Regions from separate parts of the Homo sapiens genome. Here region 1 is linked to region 2. The links are chromatin loops, found by intact Hi-C in ENCODE. Cell type or tissue: CD14-positive monocyte. All regions are shown on one strand. Links, peaks and the distances in the headings refer to the core of each region. The heading gives the core; the rest is flanking DNA.

The links. Hi-C counts contacts between places; a loop is a spot of excess contacts. Peaks named below come from ENCODE experiments on the same cell type or tissue, not always from the same donor. Only the 100,000 strongest peaks of a DNase experiment are listed, where the experiment ranks them.
Region 1: it touches region 2 in a loop (8-fold over the local background); 1 of 110 quality-filtered maps calls a loop at or near these places.

What each region holds. Positions count from the first base shown.
Region 1 is chr11:60,409,424-60,419,608 of GRCh38, reverse strand. MS4A14 (membrane spanning 4-domains A14) reads right to left here. Exons shown (of 5, transcript NM_032597.5): 5 at 1,853-4,172. The coding sequence ends at 2,601. Among named protein-coding and RNA genes, the nearest start is that of MS4A5, 15 kb to the left of the region's middle. In CD14-positive monocyte, for the core only: no CTCF peak of the experiment used is centred there; no DNase peak of the experiment used is centred there.
Region 2 is chr11:60,353,009-60,363,193 of GRCh38, reverse strand. No RefSeq gene overlaps it. Among named protein-coding and RNA genes, the nearest start is that of MS4A7, 20 kb to the left of the region's middle. In CD14-positive monocyte, for the core only: no CTCF peak of the experiment used is centred there; a DNase peak (open chromatin) is centred at 5,233.

The sequences.
Region 1 (10,185 bases), core at 1,715-6,714, 58 kb before region 2:
GTCTCAGAAAGGGGAGGTCAAGGGAAAATGCCTTCAAGAAACAGAGAGAAAAGAGAGTCTTCTGTAGACTAGAAAGGTTACTATGGGTTCTGGGGGCCTTGGGAGCTTCTGACTTGCCCCTTAGCATCTCCCTCAGTGGGATGGAAAGGCCTCAGAAGAAGTGGTTTTTTACATTCTTCCATTCTCATATTGTAAGTCTAACCTATAGGCGTTGTATTCTTGCAATTTTGGAAAAATTTCCATGTTCCAAATGTAGCATAGAAGCAACAAGTTCACAGGACACATACGGTATATTTGAACTTGGCCTATAAGTTTCTCAGTGGTAACTGGTGTGGACTAGTCGCTGATGATGGAAATTGCCTCTCCAGTGACTTGGCACTATTTAAGATTCCAGGATCTTTGTACATTTCTGCAGAAATGTATTTGTGTATGTTGGGTAGATATAGGGATGAACTGGCAAGAGTAACTGTGTGGGCTGGATTCTCAAAGAATTTGATACAAAATTGTGTGTGTGTGTGTATATATATATATATATATACACTCTCTCTCTCTCTCTCTATATATATATATATACATACATATATATATATATATATATACATACATATATATATATATATATATATATATATATATACTTCCTAAACACCCAAGTTTGTAGACTGAAAGTTAAACTCTACATAAGCACTGTAGAAACGTGCTAATCTAGCTAAAGGAAAAGGTAGAAATTATTAGTATTATTCAGAGTAAGTTAAATACCAGGTGGTGGTCATTCAGGAACTAAAGGCTAACTCAGGTAAGGACTCTATCAAGGTCAAGCAATCATGTGAAGCTCAGGAAGCTAATATTTTACTACAAAGGCACAGGCAGCAAGGAACATGTAGCCAGTCATAAGGAGCTCTGTATCTTATTATACTACTACATATAACTTCTCTGTTCACCTCTAAGTAGAGACTCCAAGCTCCCATTTATGCCCTTAAAAATGTTTTATTGAATGTATTCTTGAATCAAGCCTTTGTGCTGAAATTCTGTAGAAGACACAAATATGACACAGTCTGGATTATTCACAAGAAGGTGAGAGAACTGTAATAGTGAATTGTCATTACAAAAAATGAATAAAGTTGGGGAGAGATCCCTAGAAATACCTATTATAGAATTTTTGAAACAGGAAGTGCAAAACACAGAAGTTAATGGGGGTGATAAAAATTGAAAGAAAAGGGATTGTTAACCTTTCCAAATGTATCAGAGATAAAGGGAAAGAGGATTGAAAAAACACGATTAGGCTTGGAAGATTGAGGTAACTGATAGCTTTTGATAACACAATTTCCTTTGATGACAGAGGATGAAATTATGTATCATAAGGGTTGAGAAATTATAATCAGTAAATGCAGGCATAAAGAAGGGAGCTGAAGCTTCACTGAATACAATACAGTATGTCATATTTTCTATTATGACATCTGCATCTCTGTTCTTCCCTAATTTCTACTTTCCTGTCTCTAGATATCTCTTAATCCCTCCCACTCCATCATCACATTCTGTATTCATTGCCACATTCTACCTCATTAATAATTGAGCAAACTCAGTCCATATATCCTCAACATAAATATGAGGAGGGAGAGTAAATAAGAGGATTGGAAACAGCAAGACAGGGAAATGGGAGAAATTTTTGTTCCTTGCTGACTCTTTTGGTTCTTGAACCCTTAGAGAGCCTTCATAGACTTCCCTGTGGTTGATTTTCTGAACTCCTATAATGCCAAAAGGGGGAGATGAAAAATACTAGCATCATACCAAAGTAGGGCCATTAAACATTAAGTTATAAAATGAAATCGTGATTATAAACTGAAACACTAACTTTGATGACAAGGAATATACATGTGAATTATTTCTTCACATACATAAAGTGATGATACAGTGTTAACATTTGGTTTGTTGTCATTTTATTTTAAGTAAGAACAAATTGTTTGAGTGCTCAGCATGCCCTTCATTTTTTTGTAAGTTAATGAGGTGGCAACCACAGTTGAGAACACAGATTGGAGGAGGCAATATTGTTTTTCCCAATTTAATTCCATTAATGGGGGCAGTGTGGTATTGGGTAGATTCTGCATGTTAGTCAGAGTCTTCAGATTGCTGTTGATCTTTTGGATCACATGAAGTAGAAGTTAAATTCACATCTTCTTTATATGAATTTGAGGAAGCTGAAGTGTCTGGTTGCACATCTTGTTCTGAATCTAGATTGGACAAATAGGCTAAACATGTGTCTTGTACTGAGCTTTGGCCAGAAGAAGAATGAAAATCTGCCTTCACGTCTTCTGATTGCAGGTCCCCTGAGGTTTGCCCTATACATTTCATGTCCCCTGGTTTGATGTCTCTAGTGTACATATCTCCTTTTTGTGTAACTCTGGATTGAAGGTCTTGTTGGTCTTTATCTTGAGTGTCTTGACATTCTAGGTTATGTTGGGCTGTTGCGTGCTGGGTTTGGACTTCTTGGTATAGAGCTTTCTGCTTTAGGGCTTCTTTCTCTAATAGATCCTGTGTTTGCCAGTGCTTCATTTCAAATTGCCATTCTCGTGCTTTATAATCTTTGTTTCTCCAGCCCTGAGTTATCCAGTCAGGGGATTCTTGGCCAAAAGATTGACAGTCCTGGGTTGTCCAGCCTGGAGATTGCCTTTGTGGAATTGCCAGAATTGGTATTGCTGTATTTGGGATTCTGAATCTTGGCATAACAGTTTTGGCACTTTCTCCACCTGAGCTTGCTGTCCTTCGGCTTGAACATTTTGGAATTGTCCTTTCGGGGATTTCTTCTCTTGGGCCGGCTGGTCTTCAGTTTGCTGATCCTGGGTTTGCTTCTTTGAGTTTTGCTCCTTATCAGTCTGCTGGTCTTTAACTTGTCCATCTTTAGATTGTCCTTCTGGGTATTGTTCCCCTTTGGCTTGCTGATCTTCAGCTTGCTGATCTGGGAGTTGCTCTTTAGTTTGATTAAGTTGAGCTTGCTTATCTACGGAGTGCCTCTTTGGGGATAGCCAGTCTTTGATTTGCTGGTCTAAGGATTTCTGCTTTGGAGATTGCCAGCCTTTGCTTTGCTGATCTAAGGAATGCCTCTTTGAGGATTTCTGGCCTTTGGCTTGCACGTCTAAAGAATGTCTCCTTAAGTATTGCAAGGCTTTGGTTTGCTGGTTTAAGGAATGCCGTCTTGAGGATTTTCTTCTATGGAGTTCCTCCTCAGATTTCCATTCTTTGGTCTCTTCCATAACTTCTGATCTAATATCTTGATATGACATTTGTAAAATTTGCTGGTTTTGAGGTTCAGTGTTTTCTGGTTGAAGATCTGGGGGCTGCTGAAGTAGGTGTTGTATTTCAGGGAACTGCACAATATGGGATGTTGAGGCTTCAGGTAATATGGCATGCGCTGATAGAGCTTGGGATAGCATATCTTGGGAAGGTATGTCTTGAGGTGGCATGGCGTGGGATGGTGTGTCTTGAGATAGCATATCTAGGGATTGCATATCTTGGGATGTCATGTCATGAAACAGCATATCTTGAGATGATGTGTCTTGGGATAGTATGCCTTGAGGGGGCAGGTCATTAGCTGTCAGATTAGAAGACTGTTTGACATGGGATGATGTAGACTTAGATGGCATGGTTTGTTCTGACAGGCCTTCTACTGGTAGAGCTTGGGATGGCAAGTCTTCAGGTGATATATCTTCGAGTTTTAGTGCAGAATGGGATGGAAAAACTTGGAGTGACGCAGCTTGGTCCTGCAGAAGCTTGGTTTGCATTTGAGAAGGTTGTACAATAGCAGATTGTAGATCTTCATCTTTCATTTGTTTAAATGTAGAGTCTAGCTGAATGGACATATTTTCTGAGGGCTTTTTCTCTAGTGTGGGAGGCAAAGGTTCAATTTCTTCCTCTGAAAATTTGGGAGATGGAAGGATACTTTGCTTTTGTTCATCTGGCACAAATTCTCTACCTTTATTACCTGGTTGGGAGACTAAAGGACTCCTAGAGAGTGTTAACTTGAAGAAAGCATAGCCTCCAAAGATAACAGATTGTGCATTTGTTGTTGAATCATCACTGGAAAACTCTTCTTGAAGCACAAATTGTAATTGATCATTTTCTTCTGGGGCAGGTTGTTCACTATTTTGAGTAACATCCGAAGGCAAGAAAAACAGAACCTATAAAAGCAAGGATGAGGGTAATTAATATGACAGAATCATGTCTGATTTTTTTTTTGTTTTCCAAGTTACTTTTCATTTCTGACTTAAGACAGTAGATAGGAAATAACATCTAAATGAGAAGGCAGAAAACGAATGCCAGTCCTGCCTTTACCATTAACTTATTGGTATTATTTTAGAAGTCATCACCTTTTAGTCTTTCAAATATTGAACAGAGGAATTTGATTAAGATTGCCTCAAAAATTCCTCCCATACTTAATATTATAAAGCTTCTGAGACATTTTATATCATCTAGTCAATATTCATATATTCATGCTTAATCTATAATAGTTTATTGATCACCCAGATGAACTAAATGCTGGGAATCAAAGACAATTAGATGTGGGATTTTCCCTTAAGGTGCTCACAACTATCTGTACATCAACATATAAATAGATAATAGTAATACAATTCAGCAAATGCAATTACATAAATAGGTACTTAGTGCTTTATGGGAACATAGAAGATGACCTAATTCTGAGACAACCTGGAAATGCTTTACAGAAGAGGCAATATTTAATCTATATCTTAACAGCTGAGTAGGAATTACTCAGGCATAGACGGTAAGATGAAATAAGACAGGAGTCAGAATCCAGGTAGAAGCAGCAGTGGAATAGCGGGTACAAAAACACAAGGTTGTGATATAGCATGGTGTGATGGCAGATGGTAAGCAGTTAGATATTACTGATATTATTAGATGGTATGCTAGGCTAGGAAATTTGGACTTTCCTTTACAAATAAGAGGAAGCAATTGGAGTTTTTTAAACAGCTAAGTGACCACATCTGATACAACCTGCAATGCTTCCCATTAGTTCTCATTTTATTATTATAATTTTTAGGAGGTTGTTACTGCAGCACAACCTGCTGCTTTTTATTCTGACTCCATGAATTACACCTTTCTGAGATAATTCATAGTCAGAATAGACTACTTGTTCTATTTGATGAAGTGGATCAGAACTCAGTGATTAAATGAATTAATTATGCTTACCTCGTTTGCTAATAGCAGGCCTAGATTGAGAATCTACACATTCTCTGAAATAATACATTGCATTTCCCATTCTTCTAATTAGTTTTTCACACCTATATTTTATCCCTATTGAAGGACTATTTATGTGAGTATAAATGGTACTTTGGAAGAGATTTCTATATTTCTAAGAATCCTCAAACTTTGTTTCATGTGAATTTTAATTTATTCTTCCACTTAAAAAGAGGTTTGGAAGAAATAATTATAGTTTCTCTGTTTATTAAAGCTCTTAAGTGCTATGATTTTAAATTTCCTCATCCATTAATGAGAACTCAGTGATTACCAGATGCTAGACAATGTTCCAAAGTCATCACAAAAATTGGTATGACATCCCTATGAAGTTATTATCCTTCTTTTAGAATTGAGGGAATTGAGGTTCAGAGATGTTAAATAACCAGACCAGTATCGTAGAGCTGTTTACTTGGGAAGGATTTAAAAATTGTAGTTGAATCTGAGGTCCTGTGCTTTCCTCTCTGATCTATGCTTCTTGTATTAATAACGTCACCTACTTCCTACTTCAGGGTGGCTAAGACTAAAGACCAAATGAAATAATACTTTCAAGCACAGAAACTGGCACAGAGAAATTTCTCCGTAAATGTAGAGTTCACTTTCCCTTTCCTTTTCTTGAGATCAAGGTACATATTTTATTATTTTTGAATCCCCTGTTGTACTTTGCACATTACTGTGCCATTAGTGGATTAAAGATCTGTATTCACTAAATTCAATTGAAGAGTTATTTAGTGTAACTTATTTTAGTATTGTTTCTAAAGGGCTTAAAACAGGGTTTGTACTCTCCTCTAGTTGTGTAATATACAGATAATACGATAAAGATGAAAGCATGAGATGAAAAATGACAAAAGCCAATACCCATTCATGATTTTAAAAAATCTGCGCAACAGGGTAAATTTACTCTGTAAAAAACCTACAAAAAACATCATATTTAAGGGTAAAATATTGAACATTTTCACCCTAAGATCAAGAACAAGGAAAGATTGCTATTTTCATCACTTATTTTAAACATTGTATTGGAGACTACACAGTGTAATAGGGCAAGAAAAATGAGGCATAAAGTTTGGGAGTAAAAATGTCTTTATTAATACTTAAAATGGTTATCTACTAAGAAAATTCTAGAAACTCTATTAAAAAAAAGCTATGGGAACTAATAAGTTAGTTTAGAAAGGTCATAGTAGACCAGTATATAAAAATAAATTGCATTTCTATATGTGGGAATGAACATTTAAAAAATAAAATTAAAAATACCATGTACAATATCAAGAAAAAATGAAATAATTACAGATACATTTAACAAAGTATGCATAAGGCTTATACATTGTAAATAATAAAATAGTGCTGAGAGAAATGAAATGAGATGTAAGAAAATACAGACATGTTTCATGGACATGGATCAGAAGACTACATATTACTAAGAAGTAAATTGTTTATAAATTATCTATAGGCTCAGTACAATTCCAACCAAAATCCCAGCAAGATTTTTGTAGCAATCAATAAACGAATTCTAAAACTTATGTGGAAATTCATATGACCTAGAACAGCCAAAACAATTTTGAAAAATAACAAAGTTGGAAGATTTATACTATCTGATTTCAAGAATTACTCTAGCATAATTTTAGTGGGGCAGAAGAGAAATCTCCATAGAGAATTGAAAAACAATAGAGAAAATCAATGAACCCAAATGTTGATTCTTTTAAAAGATCAACAAAATTGATAAACCTTTACCTATACTGAAAAGCAAAAAGACAATAAAACAATTAAAACAAGACATAAAAGTAAGACATTATTACTGACCTTATAGAGAGTAAAAGTATAAAGTATTGTAAAAGAATACTATAAAAACTTATATGCCAAGAAATCAGATACTGTATAAGAAATGGGCAAATTCCTTGCAACACACAAATTACCTAAAATGATTCAAGAAGAAATAGAAAATCTTTACAGATCCATAACAAGTAAAAAGATTCGTAATCTAAAAGTTCCTAACAAAGGAAACTTCTGGATCAGATGGCTTCACCAGTGAATTCTACCAAAATTTAAAGAAAAAAAAAAAACAATTATTCTCAAACTCTTCTGAAAACTTGAAGAGAAGGGAAAATTGCCTAACTCATTCTATGAGGCCACCATTACCTTGATACCAAAAACAGATAATTATGCTGCAAGAAAAGAAAATTACAGATTAATATCCTTTATAAGTGTAGATACAAAAATTGCCAACAAAATATTAGAAAAGGATTATTCATATGATGAAGTGAAATTGATAAGCAAAATACAAGGATGGTACAATAAGAAAATCAATAAATGTAATACATTACATTAATATAATGTTGGAAAACCCCCACACAGTCATCTCACTTGGAGTAGAAAAGGCATTTGATGAAATGCCTTTCATGAGAAAACCTCTCATAAAACTAGGAAGAGATGGAAAATTCCTCAATATGTAAAGTTTATTTATAAAACACCCACAGCTAATATCATACTCAGTGGTGAAAGATTAAAAGCTTTCCCCCTAAGATCAGGAACTATATAAGAATGCTTTCTTTCACTGCTGCTATTAAATATTGTACTAAAAGTTCTAGCTAGAGCTATTAGAAAATAAAAAGAAATAAAATTCATCCAAATTAGAAAAGAGGAGATTAAGGCCATCTGTATTTCCAGATGACATGATCTTCCTATATAGAAAATCCTCCCAAATCCACAGGAAAGCTACTAGACCTAATACAGGATTGCAACAAGGTTCAAGATACAAGAGCAACCCACAAAAAATCATTGTTGTTTCTGTATAACAGCAATAAACAATATGAAAATAACATTTAAAAAGCAATTTCATTTATAATGCCACCTAAAATAATTACATACTTTAGAATAAATCTAACCAATGGGATGAAAGACCTCTATGCTAAAAAATATAAATCATTGCTGAATGTAATTGGAGACCTAAATAAATGAAAAGACATCTTGTGTTCACGTATAAGAAGATTTAAAATTGTTAAGATGTCAGTGCTGCTCAAAGCAATATACAGATTCAATACAATTTCTATCAAAATTCCAACAGTCTTTTTCTTATAAATGGAAAAATGGATCCTCAAGTTCATATTGAATTTTAAGAGGCCCTGAATAGCCAAAACAATAATGAAAAAGAATAATACAGTTTGAGTGATTATACTTTCCAACTTTGAAACGTACTGTAAAGCTACACTAATTAAAACAATACAGGGCCGGGCACAGTGGCTCATGCCTGTAATCCTAGCACTTTGGGAGGCCGAGGCGGGTGGATCACCTGAGGTCAGGAGCTCGAGATGAGCCTGGCCAATGTGGTGAAACCTCGTCTCTACTAAAAATACAAAAATTAGCCTGGCATGGTGGCATGCGCCTATAGTCCCAGCTACTTAGGAGGCCGAGGCAGAAGAATTGCTTGAACCCGGGAGGCAGAGTTTGCAGTGAGCTGAGATCTCACCACTGCACTCCAGCCTGGGTGACAGAGCAAGACTCCATCAAAACAAAAAACAAAAAACAAACAAAAAAAAAAACCCAAAAAATATGGTACCTGGCATAAGGGAAGATATATAGACCAATGGAATCATTCAGAAATAAATGCTCACTTATATCACATATATAGTAAATCAATTTTCAACATAGACACCAAGAATATTCAATGGGGAAAGGAATTTTTTCAACATATGATGCTGGAATAACTGGGCATCCACATGTGAAAGAATAGAGTTGGACCCTTACCTTATACCATATACAAACATTAACTCAAAATCAATCCGACACTAAGCCTAAGAGCTAAAACCATACATTTCATGGAAAAAAGTTGGAAGATATCTTCATGACAATTTGGCAATAATTTCATGGATGTGACAAGAAAGGCACAGAAAACAACAAAATAATAGATTAATTATACTTCATAAAGAACTTTTGTGCATCAAAAGTCATCAAGAAAGTGCAAAGACAACCTACAGAATAGGAGAAAATATTTGCAAATCATATGTCTACTGAGGGACTAAGATCCAGAATATATAAAGAACTCTACAATTCAACAACAAAAAACAAACAGCCCAATTAAGAAACAGGCAAGACTATAACAGTTATTTCTCCAAAGAAGATGTATACATGGATGCTCAACATCAAATCATTAGGTAAAAGCAAATCAAAAGTATGAGATACCACTTCACACCCATTAAGATGGCCATTATATAAGGCTGGGTGTGGTGACTCATGCCTTTAATCCCAGCAGTTTGGAAGGCCAAGGTGGAAGGATGGCTTAAAGGCAGGAGTTCAAGACCAGCCCTGACAGCATAGCAAGACCTTGTCTCTACAAAAATAAAAATAAAAATAAAAATTTATGTGGGTGTGGTGGCACATGCCTTTCATCCCAGGTACTCAGGAGACTGAAACAGGAGAATCATTTAAGCCCAGGAGTTTGAGGCTGCAGTGAGCTATGATCTTGTGCCACTGTAGCCTAAGTGACATATGATCTTGTGCCACTGTAGCCTAAGTGACATAGTCTTTGTATAAAAATTAAAGAAAGAAAGAAAAAGAAAGAAAGAAAGAAGGAAAGAAGGAAAGAAAGAAAGAAAAAAGATGGCCATGATAAAAACAAATATGATCCAGAAATCCCATTACAGGGTATATATTCAAAGGAAATGAAGACAGTTGGAGAAACATCTGTACTCCCATATTTACTGCAGTGCTATTCACAAGAGCCAAGATAAGGAATCAACCTAAATGCCTATCTACACATAAATGAATAAAGAAAATGTAATATATATATATATAAAATATACATTATATATTACATATATATAATGTACACACACACACAAACAATAGAATACTATTCAGCCATAAAACAGAATGTAATTCTGTCATTTGTGGCAACATGCATTAACCTGGAGGACATTATATTAAGTGAAATAAGCCAGGCTGAGAAAG
Region 2 (10,185 bases), core at 2,918-7,917:
TCTTGATGAGATTACATTGTCAGGCTTTGTTCTAAGTGCTGGATATATATATTTTCTCATCCTGTCACCATGGGGTACTATTACATTTAACTATCTTCATTCTGAAAAGAGAGAGGAAGACCCCAAAAAGTTAAGGAAGTTGCTCAAGATATTTTTTTGTGTGTTTGAAGAAGTAAATAGGCTTCTGGGCAGAGTGCTCATACGTCTGGTCTGCTGGGTTGGATATCAGTGACCTTTCTGAGCCTACGCTGACCCTGAGTTTCAGGATCTGTAAGTGGCCCTAAGCTCCAAGACCAGACTTGCCCGCACCAGCAGGCTCTCTACCTTGGCTTTTGAAGCTGCGGCAGAAACAAATGCAGATGGCCAATTGTTATTTTCAGTGAGTGAACGTGGGGGCTTCCTTTGCTTCTGTCCTTAGAAATAAAAATAAATCTTCCAAGCCAGCTGCAACTCTGCCACCATACTTACTCTGACGACTGCAGTAGAATGTCAGCAACAGGTCATTGCAGGAACCTGAAACTTAGGTCTTTGTTTCCAAAGTTTGGGAAACACTCATGGTGTCTGAACATGGGGTGAGAAGGGAAAGGAAAACTGGGTTGTTTATAACTGTTGGGAAACAAAAATGTGCTATGTTTTCATGAGGTTTCTCTTCAATTGCTTTCCATTTGTTTGAGAAGAAATCTACTGCTTGGTTAATATGAAGTATCTCTTAGGCAGAAAGTTTTCCTTCCCATCGTTCTGGAGGGTATAGTTCCTTTGCACTTTATGACTCACACCTGACATTTTGTCCTGAAAAGAGTACTCACTGTTGTCTGAGGGGGCTACAGTGAAACACACAAAAAAGGAGGAAGGCAAGAAGGTCAAATGAGGAAAAACAACTATAAATATTTGCCACTCAGGGACTTTTATACATTTCAGAGCTGTATAAAAATGGTACATTAAATAATAATAAAATAACTTTGAGGTTCATAGGAGACTTATATTTTCTTCTTTTTCTTTTCTGTATTCCTTCTGAAAGAATCAGATATATAGAAAGGTGAGATGATAAATGACTCAGAATAATTTATAATGTTTATATGCTAATTCCAAAACTTTATACACATAGATAAAAATGCAGAAAATAATAAAACAGGTATCTACATATTTCCCCCAGTGATTCAAGTGATATTATCATTTTACATGATTATTTAGATTCACTTTTTTCCTCTCTACAGAAATAAAATGCTGCAGGTAGCCCCAAAGCTCTCCCTGTCTCCTCCTCCCCCTCCCTCCTTCCCCAGAGGTAGCCACAGTTAGGAGGGAACTTCATCTGTCTCCAGCCTCACATTTCCTTCCAGCAGAACTTCCTATAGAGAAACACACCTGTTTCTTTCCTCTCCTTAACCTGGTTCTCTTCAGGGAAGGAGGAATGCTGCACAAAGTTGCAGAGTTTGGAAGGAGGGCTTGGGCTTGTGTGGCTCAGCCCATCTGTGTTTCTTCATTTGTTTTGGAGACAGTCTGCCTGCTAGAAACCACTATCATCTGTTCTTCCCTTCCCTTGCTAGGGTTTGGAGGTGCCTCCTCTTATGGGGGAGGCCTGGGGTGACCCAGCTCTGCCAGTGACTGGTTGGACACATCAATTGAATTTCATTTGGCCTTGAACTGAAGGAATGCTTTTCCTTCAGCATATCAGGAATAAAGTGGTATTTTGGTTTTTCACCTGAGCATTTGCTGTATCTTATTTTGCAAGTCACTGTAAATATGGGACTAGAAGAAAGGGGTATTATTTATATTCCTAGTCCCTTAGTTCTCCTAAAAACATATGTTCAAAGACTAGGAACTTTGAAAAATAAATTAAAGCAAGTACTTGGGGAGATTGATGCATCTGACAGCGCCAGGAGGTAGACAATCGTAGGCAGACAGGGGCAGGAGTCCGGTGAACACCACCTTTAACCCAAAGAGAGTTTAAAGCCTGAAAGCCAAGCTACAAGTCTCAGATAAATCTGAGGCTGGATGGAGAACCTCTCTTCCCATTTGGCATGCTTTTCTCTGATTGGTCCCCACCCTTCACCACCCTTCCCCTGTTTTACATGTACCTACACTTCCATAATTGGCCTTTTACATTGTCATGCCCACTTTTGAGTGGTGTCTTTGTTTTAGCCTTTTCTGCATACTCACAAACTAATCAGCCTGCACTCCTCCATTCTGAGCCCATAAAAGCCTGGGACTCAGCCACATGGGAACTGCCCACCTCTGGGTGAGAGAGACCACCTGACTTTGGGTGGGGGACCATCCTTGTAACCCCCTCTCTGCTGAGAGTTGTTTTGTCACTTAATAAAATTCTTCCCCACCCTCCTCACCCTTCAATTGTCAACATAACCTCATTCTTCTTGAACGTGGGACAATAACTCAGGACCCACTGAATGTGAGTACAAAAAAAGCTGTAACACTGTGGCCCTTTCCCCTTCGCCAGTGGAGGGCAGCCACCCCATGCAACAGGAAGTAGCAGCAGGACCGAGCTAGCCCCAGAGCCATGGGCAGGATTAGGGCAATGGGACTGACAGAGCTGTTAACATGCCGCTGTTCACTGGGCTGCAGATGGCAGAACTAAAAGAGCTATTAGAATGTGGCAACACCCCCTCTGGGGCTTCAGGGATATGGGCATCCCTGCCTGGGTACCACCATGTTCCTCTTGTCTGAATGCCAGAGTCCACTGCGGGAGTTGCTTGTGACATGCCTGGTCCAGCTGCAAGCCCTGCACAGAGCCCACTCCTGTGCCGGTGATTGAAATAGCTGGCCCAACCCCACACTTGCTTACTCACACACCCCCTCCCACCAGAGGCTTATTGCACAGTTGCAGTGGCCATGGGATCTGTGCTGGAGTGCAAGACAGGTGTGGCCTGCCAGGCTGAGTAGATAGGGCATCTCCTGCAGTAAGCCTGGGCCCAAGCAAAGCCTGGGCAGGGGTGTCACTGGCTGGAGGTCTTCAGCTGGCAAAGAGGCCAAGAAAAATCCTGTGTTACATCTGTTGTAGCCTTGATTGGGTGGTTTGAAGTCAACAATCAAGTCCAGTGTTGGTTCCGCACTGGTAACACAGTAGTATGTCATTTAGGGGGGTCATGGGACACTGGGAGATGAAGTGGACAAGCCTTGTTTGAACAATGGATGCTTTGGGAACACTAAGCATCTTGAAGAATCAATGTAAGAGGTATGTTAGGAAGACAAAAATGTCCAGGCCAGAAAGCAAAACAAACAAACAAACAAACAAAAAACAAACCAACAGAATATAGTGTAATCAATGAACCACATCAACTTTACATCAACAGATATGGAAATGGATCCATTTAAGAAGCAGATGAATTGTTAGCAGCTTAGCAAAAGCCTTCCAAAATGTGGGAATGCTTTAAAAGGATGCAGAATTCTAGGGTCATATATAAATCCTGCAGAAATAAATGCTCCAAAGAAAAGAAACATTTCTGTTTCTCTGAAGTACTACAGCATTTTCGTATGAAGCACCACACTCAGGCCTGACAGTTCAAAGGCTGAGGAGATGCTCAGTTCTAGAATGGAGCACAGTGGCACCGTGACTAGCTGTCCTGAGCCTCCAAGGGCCACTGGCTCCCTAGGCCCTCATAGCAGCTTTGGTTCAGCCTTTCTCTCAGAGGTGTTCTTTGGCTGAAATTACAGTGAGGACAAGAGGAAAATTGTGCCTGTAAGGTTTGCTTTAGAAGCCTAAGTGAGTGCATTGAAAGAAATAGTGGCCATAGCTACTGTGGCAAAGGACTTTTGTCACTAGAGACAGATTTCACTTGATGCAACATGAGGATGCCAGGAACACAGAGACCAGAGAGGAAAAAAACATCAGGAGGTTTTGAGCAAGGCCAATGGGACAGAAGTGCCTCAAGAGTGACTTTGACACCTGGGACCACCATCAAATATCCAAACTTTGCAAAAGTACCACAATGTAAACCAAAAATAAAATTCTAAGGCCCCAAGTATCTGAATGGACTTCCTCCTCAGCCAGGGCTCTTTTAAAATGTAACCTGAAAGACTGGTTCAGGCCATGATGGGAAGTGTGGTTGAGACATGCCTCTTTATACCTCTCCAGCATTAACATCAACACAGACTTTAAGTCTGATAAGAAACATTTTACAGCCATGGCTGGGAGTGGTGGCTCACGCCTGTAATCCCAGTACTTTGGGAGGCCAAGGCATGTGGATCACTTTAGGTCAGGAGTTGGAGACCAGCCTGGCCAACATGGTGAAACCTTGTCTCTACTAAAAATTAGCGAGGTGTGATGGCATGCACCTGTAGTCGCAGCTACTTGGGAGGCTGAGGCAGGAGAATCGCTTTAACTCAGGATGTGGACGTTGCAGTGAGCCCAGATTGTGCCACTGCATTTCAGCCTGGGTGACAGAGGGAGACTCCATCTCAAAAAGAAAAAAAAAAGAAAGAAAAGAAATATTTTACAACCAATTATCTCTGAAGCCTGCTACCTGAAGGCTTCATCTGCATGATAAAACTTTGGTCTCCATAGCCTCTTATCTCAACCCAGACATTCCTTTCTATTGATTCCAGGTCTTTAAATAAATTCGACCAATTATCAACCAGAAAATGTTTAAATTTACCTATAGCCCGGAAGCTGCCCCATCACTCACTTCCTGCTTCAAATTGTCCCACCTTTCTGGACCAAACCAATATATATTTTAAATGTATAAGATTGATGTCTCATGCCTCCCTAGAATGTATAAAAGCAAGCTGCACCCCAACAGCCTTGAGCACATGTTCTCAGGACCTCCTGAAGGCTGTGTCGTGGGTCATGGTCACTCATATTAGGCTCAGAATAAATCTCTTCAAATATTTTACAGAGTTTGACACTTTTTATCAACAATAATGTCTCTAAGGCTCTAATGCTCTGAGAGGGAACATAATATGCACACGTGGATTTCTCCATCCTCCAATGAAAGCAGCATGAAAAGGTGCCTGAATTCAGCGTCAACTGATTTTAAGACAAATCATTGATTCTGGAAATCTGGAGTTTATTGTCATCCTTGAGGCTGAAAATCAAGGTTTCTTGTTCTCCATCTACCCTCCTTTCTTTAGATACTCCTGAGTTACTGCTTTGGTGTTTGGAAATAATATCATAGGTCTAGATTAAGTATGAGGTCTAGAAACGTAATTTTCCCTGGGCTAATTGTTTAAGGGGCTTGATTTTGGTTTCAACTTCTCTATTTTGCAAATGTGAAACGGGTACTAAGAAAAGTTGGAATAATGCCAATAAAAAAAAAATCCCCAACCCCATGCAGAATCTGAAGGAAACATCTCTGAACAAAATGTAGCAAAACAGAAAAATGGGGGCAGAATAATTTTGAGAGTGTTTGCTTAACTCCCAAAGTAAAGGAGTTTAAGTTTTTATTTTATTTCTTCCTGGGAACCTGGTATTGAACGAGAATTTACACCAAACTGTGTATGTATACAAATTGTGTGTGTATATGGTTGATAATGTAAAATTGGAGAGTTCATCTTATTTTGTGAATTCACCATGTGCCATTTTAGTGAGCTCTGTTGGACAACATGGTTTAGCAGAATACAGAGTGAAAAACAAAAGAGAAATTAAACAATTTGAAATAAACTTTTATACTAGAAAAGTTTTAGATTTACAGAAGAGTTGTGAAGATGGCAGAGAGTTCTCCTGTGCCCTGCACTCAGTTTCTCCAATTATGAACATCTTACATTAGTATGATACACCATTAATGAACAAACATTGATAACTGACGTTCATACTGTCCTATTCAGATTTCCTTAGATTTTGATCTAATGTCCTTTTTCTGTTCCAGGATCCCATCCAAGGTGCAGCATTCCAGTCAGGTGTCCATCTCCTTAGGCCCCTCTAGACTGTGGCAGTTTTTCATACTTTCCTTGTGTTTTATAACGTTAAGAGTTTTGAGGAGTACTGGTCAGGTGTTTTGTAGAAACTCCCTCAGTTGGGGTTTATCTGATATTTTTCTCAGATTAGACTGGTGTTTGGGTTTTGTGGAAGGAGATCACAGATGTAAAGAGCCAGTATCATCACATCCCATCAACAGTCCACACTATCAACATGACTTACCACTGTTATCTTAGTCACTTGATTGAGGTAGTGTATGTCAGGCTTCTTCACTGTAAATCTACTCTTTTTATTCCCCTTTACATTCTGTGTTCTTCGAAAGGAAGTCACTATTCACAGCCCAGACTTAAGGGGTGGGGAGTTACGTTTATGAATCCAAAGCCCGATGGCCTGTGTGTTCTTTTGCCATAGGCTCCACTCAGTGAACTGAGAGGTTGCTGAGACCTGTGATTCAAACAGCAAATGGAGTCAATGGGGTCCAGGAGAAGGGTGGGGTGGGTGGCCCTTTGGAGGTCCTCCTGAGTGTCCTGTTGGTCGGGGTCCAACTCCATAGTAGTGGCCTTTATTGTAAGCCAGTAGATGAATACTTTCAGGATATCTACGTGGGGTATTTGGGATTGCTGCCAGTAGCCAAATAGGTCTACAAATTGCTGCTCTTTTGGGGGTTTTTTTTTTTTGAGGGAGTGGGGAGGGAAAAAAAAAGGTCAAAATCTTGACAATCATCTTTGCAATGAGAGGCTTTGCTCCTTTCTGAATTATGCCCAGGAGTTTTATTAGTTTCATTTGGGTATCATTAGGTCCTTGTATCTTGTCTGTGTTAAAGGCCTAGCTGTGTTGCTGCATGTGGATCAACAGGGTGTCTAGTCCTTGTTGGGCAGTGCCTTTGTCTGAGTCCACCAAAGTACCATCAGTATAGCAGAAGGACAGAGCTCTCTTCAGGGGTGGGACTGTCTGTAAACCATAACCCATCTCTGCATGGCAGATAGCTAGGGGCTTAGGTGGCCTTGCATGGCAGATACCTGGGAGCTTAGGTGCGTGCGCTCTGCTGTATTGGTGGTGGCTGTTTTCAGGTCACTGTGAGGGACAGGGTCTACAGTGATGTGGCCACGTGGTGCCCTGCTCCCTCACTAAGTTCTACAGGATTGCCTTCTTTATCATGCTAACCTCTGAAGTCCGCAGTGAAATATTATTAAAACACCCATACATTCTCAGTATAATTACACCTTGGGAATGATATATGTTACACTGTGGGATTATATTTCCTTGTGTTTTAAATATGATTTTTCAGAGATTGAAAAATATCTGAAAATTTTCCCATTTCTTATTGCTCTGGTTTGGTTTAGATCAAGATCTTTTAAAATAAATTTGTGAGCATTCCCTTTTAAAAAAATCTTCTGAATATTTTGAATAATATTTCAATTGTCTTTTTTTTAGTATCACAAAACTCACTTCTCAGGGCATAGTGTTTTATTTATTTAGTCATTTATTTAATTTTATATGTATATTTTAAATATGTCTTCTAATTATTAATATATTTAATATTTATTTTAAATAGTATTCTGTATTCAATTTTATTTTGATTACTAATATATCAAATTTTAAATGTTTCATGGTATATTTTTCTTTCTACTCACCATGCTTTAATTTTTTAAATTTTTGTAATTTATTCTATTAGACTGACAAAATTTTGTTTAATTTCCTTCTTATTCCTTGGTGGAAGACCCAAGAATTGCCCTATGGATTAAACAACTATAGATGATTGGCATCTAGGCCCTCAAATTTGTACCAAATATTAAGTGGGCTCCTAGAAGCTGCAATTTTTTAGTTCCCATGCTGGATGTGGTTGTAGAGAACAATGGACCAAGGCAATCTTCCTGGAGAACATACCTGGAGGTGGCTCAATTGTCTGGCCAAGAAACACATGTTACTATTGAGACAGAGTTCCCTGTTTAGACAGAGCTCCCTTCATATTCCAATGCAGTGTTAAGTGCATGAGATTTCTGGCTTGATGTCCTCTTGGGAAAAGCTGAATGCCTATCATGTAGCTGTGATCATTGTTGGAAGTATGGATCAGAAGAAAGTGTTTTTGGGCATAGGGCAGACAAAGGAGTGACCTGTAGCATGCGCTTGTTGCCTGCCCAGAATCCATCTTCCATTTTCCTCTTTCAAACAGTCTGTGAATTCTGACTGGGGATCCATGTAACTCTGAGGACTGAGTCCGCCCTTGCCTCCACTGTGCTCTGGCTCTAGGCTAAGTCAATCAGTGCTTTTCACCCCCACTTTCCATTGCAATGATTGAACCAATGTGGACATATAACCTTACATGGCCTCGTCAGAATGATTATCAATAGTCTTGTTTTGAAACTTCAGACAACACTATTCTTCCAAACTGCAGGATGATAAATGGATGTAAGGCCAATACTTGATGTGGAAATTTTTGCTAAGAGGTGGGAAATAGGCCTAAGCATTAAGCCAACACACAGTAGAGGGTAGAGCTAATACACTGCACAGGTGTACACAGGAGTATGGGCTGGAGTCTCCATGACATCTAAACATCTAAACCAGTAGTTCCTATTTTTTGAAGTTTGCTTCAACTCTGTAGTTTTCAGATACATTAGCCTACATATTTTGTTTAGATTTTCTCTGTATGATAATGTACTTCTCCCTTTTCATCCTCCATTTCCATTTAGAAACACAAAAAATAATTTATTTAATGTCACAAAGACCACTGTTTCTCCAATTCAGATTGCAATTTAGATAGGTAAATGTATTAGTCCATTTTCACACTGCTGTAAAAACATACCTGAGACTAGGCAATTTACAAAAGAAAAAGGTGTATTGGACTTACAGTTCCACATGTCTGGAGAGGCCTCACAAACATGGCAGAAAGTGGAAGGCACATCTCACAAGGAGGCAGACAAAAGAAGAGAGATTGTGCAGGGAAACTCCCATTTTTAAAACCATCACATCTCATGAGACTCATTCACTATCAGGAGAACAGTGCAGGAAAGACCCGCCCCCATAATTCAATCACCTCCCACTGGGTTCCTCCCACGAAACGTGGGAATTGTGGCAGTTACAATTCAAGATGAGATTTGGGTGGGGACACAGACAAACAATATCAGTAAATGATCAAAACCCTTTACTCTTGGCCCTGGAAATGAAGGATGGAAAATGAGGAGGGAAAAATTAAGAAAGCAGGCCATTCTTTGGAAAAATAATGGAAAAATGATTTGGAGAGAGGCAATAGAAATCTTTATCTGGATTAATATATGAAAAACACTGACACAACCAAGTAAAAAGTTTAGCTCACCTCCCACCAAAAATTGTGGCTCTTCCTAATGAATACTTAGACAAACAGTTTTTCTAGGCTGTAGGAAATTGATACTGAGTTGAGGAGTCTTGATGAATACATCACAGGCTGCGGCATTTAATGCTACTATTGTGCACCCAATTGTGCAAAAGAAATATGCTAATACACTGCCTAGCATTGATATCAAGTAATTACACTGTCTACTATTGCTCTGTCATCTTATTTTGCTCTTGTTCCAAATTCACATATTTTTCCATGTTGCTGTTACTCTCTTTCCATGAAGGCATGTTTGAAAACAGATTTGTACAGCAACAATTCTCTGCTTCACACGGGAGGGACTCCTAAGTGACAGCCACTGTATATGTGAACAAGACTGCCATTTTTGTCCCACCTTTCTAGAGTTATCCTGGGTTTCTAGTCCAAATGAGCTACCATTCAGAATTATTTTATTCAGCCAATATTTATTAAGTATCTGGTGCATGCAACACTGCTAGAGACTAACAATACCTGTGGAAGATAATGTCCCTGCCCTTGAACACAGTACATAGGGAGCATCATGGGAGCACAAAGGTCACACAGTACATAGGGAGCATCATGGGAGCACAAAGGTCAGATATTAAACTTCTCTTGGAAGAGGAGGCTCCATTGAAAATTAACTTTCAAATCATGCTTTCAAAGAACAGCAGGTGCTTGTAGCCATATGCATTCTCGGTAGAGGGATCAATGTGCAGAGACTAGAGTTCTGAAACAGTTTGGCTTACTAGCAGACCTGGAAACACTTTGGTATTATTCTATCACAGAGGGAGAAGTGACAGATTCAGTTGGGAGAGAGATAAGATCCTGGATGTGCAAAATGAGAGATTTACAGGGCTTTGAATGCTTCCTGGAGACATTGGGCTTTGTCATAGAGACAATGTGTAGCCACAGAAGGATATAAGCAGCACAGTGACAAAATCCCATTTCTATTCCAAAGGTTCCTATTATAGTAGTGAATGTAAGGGTAAGG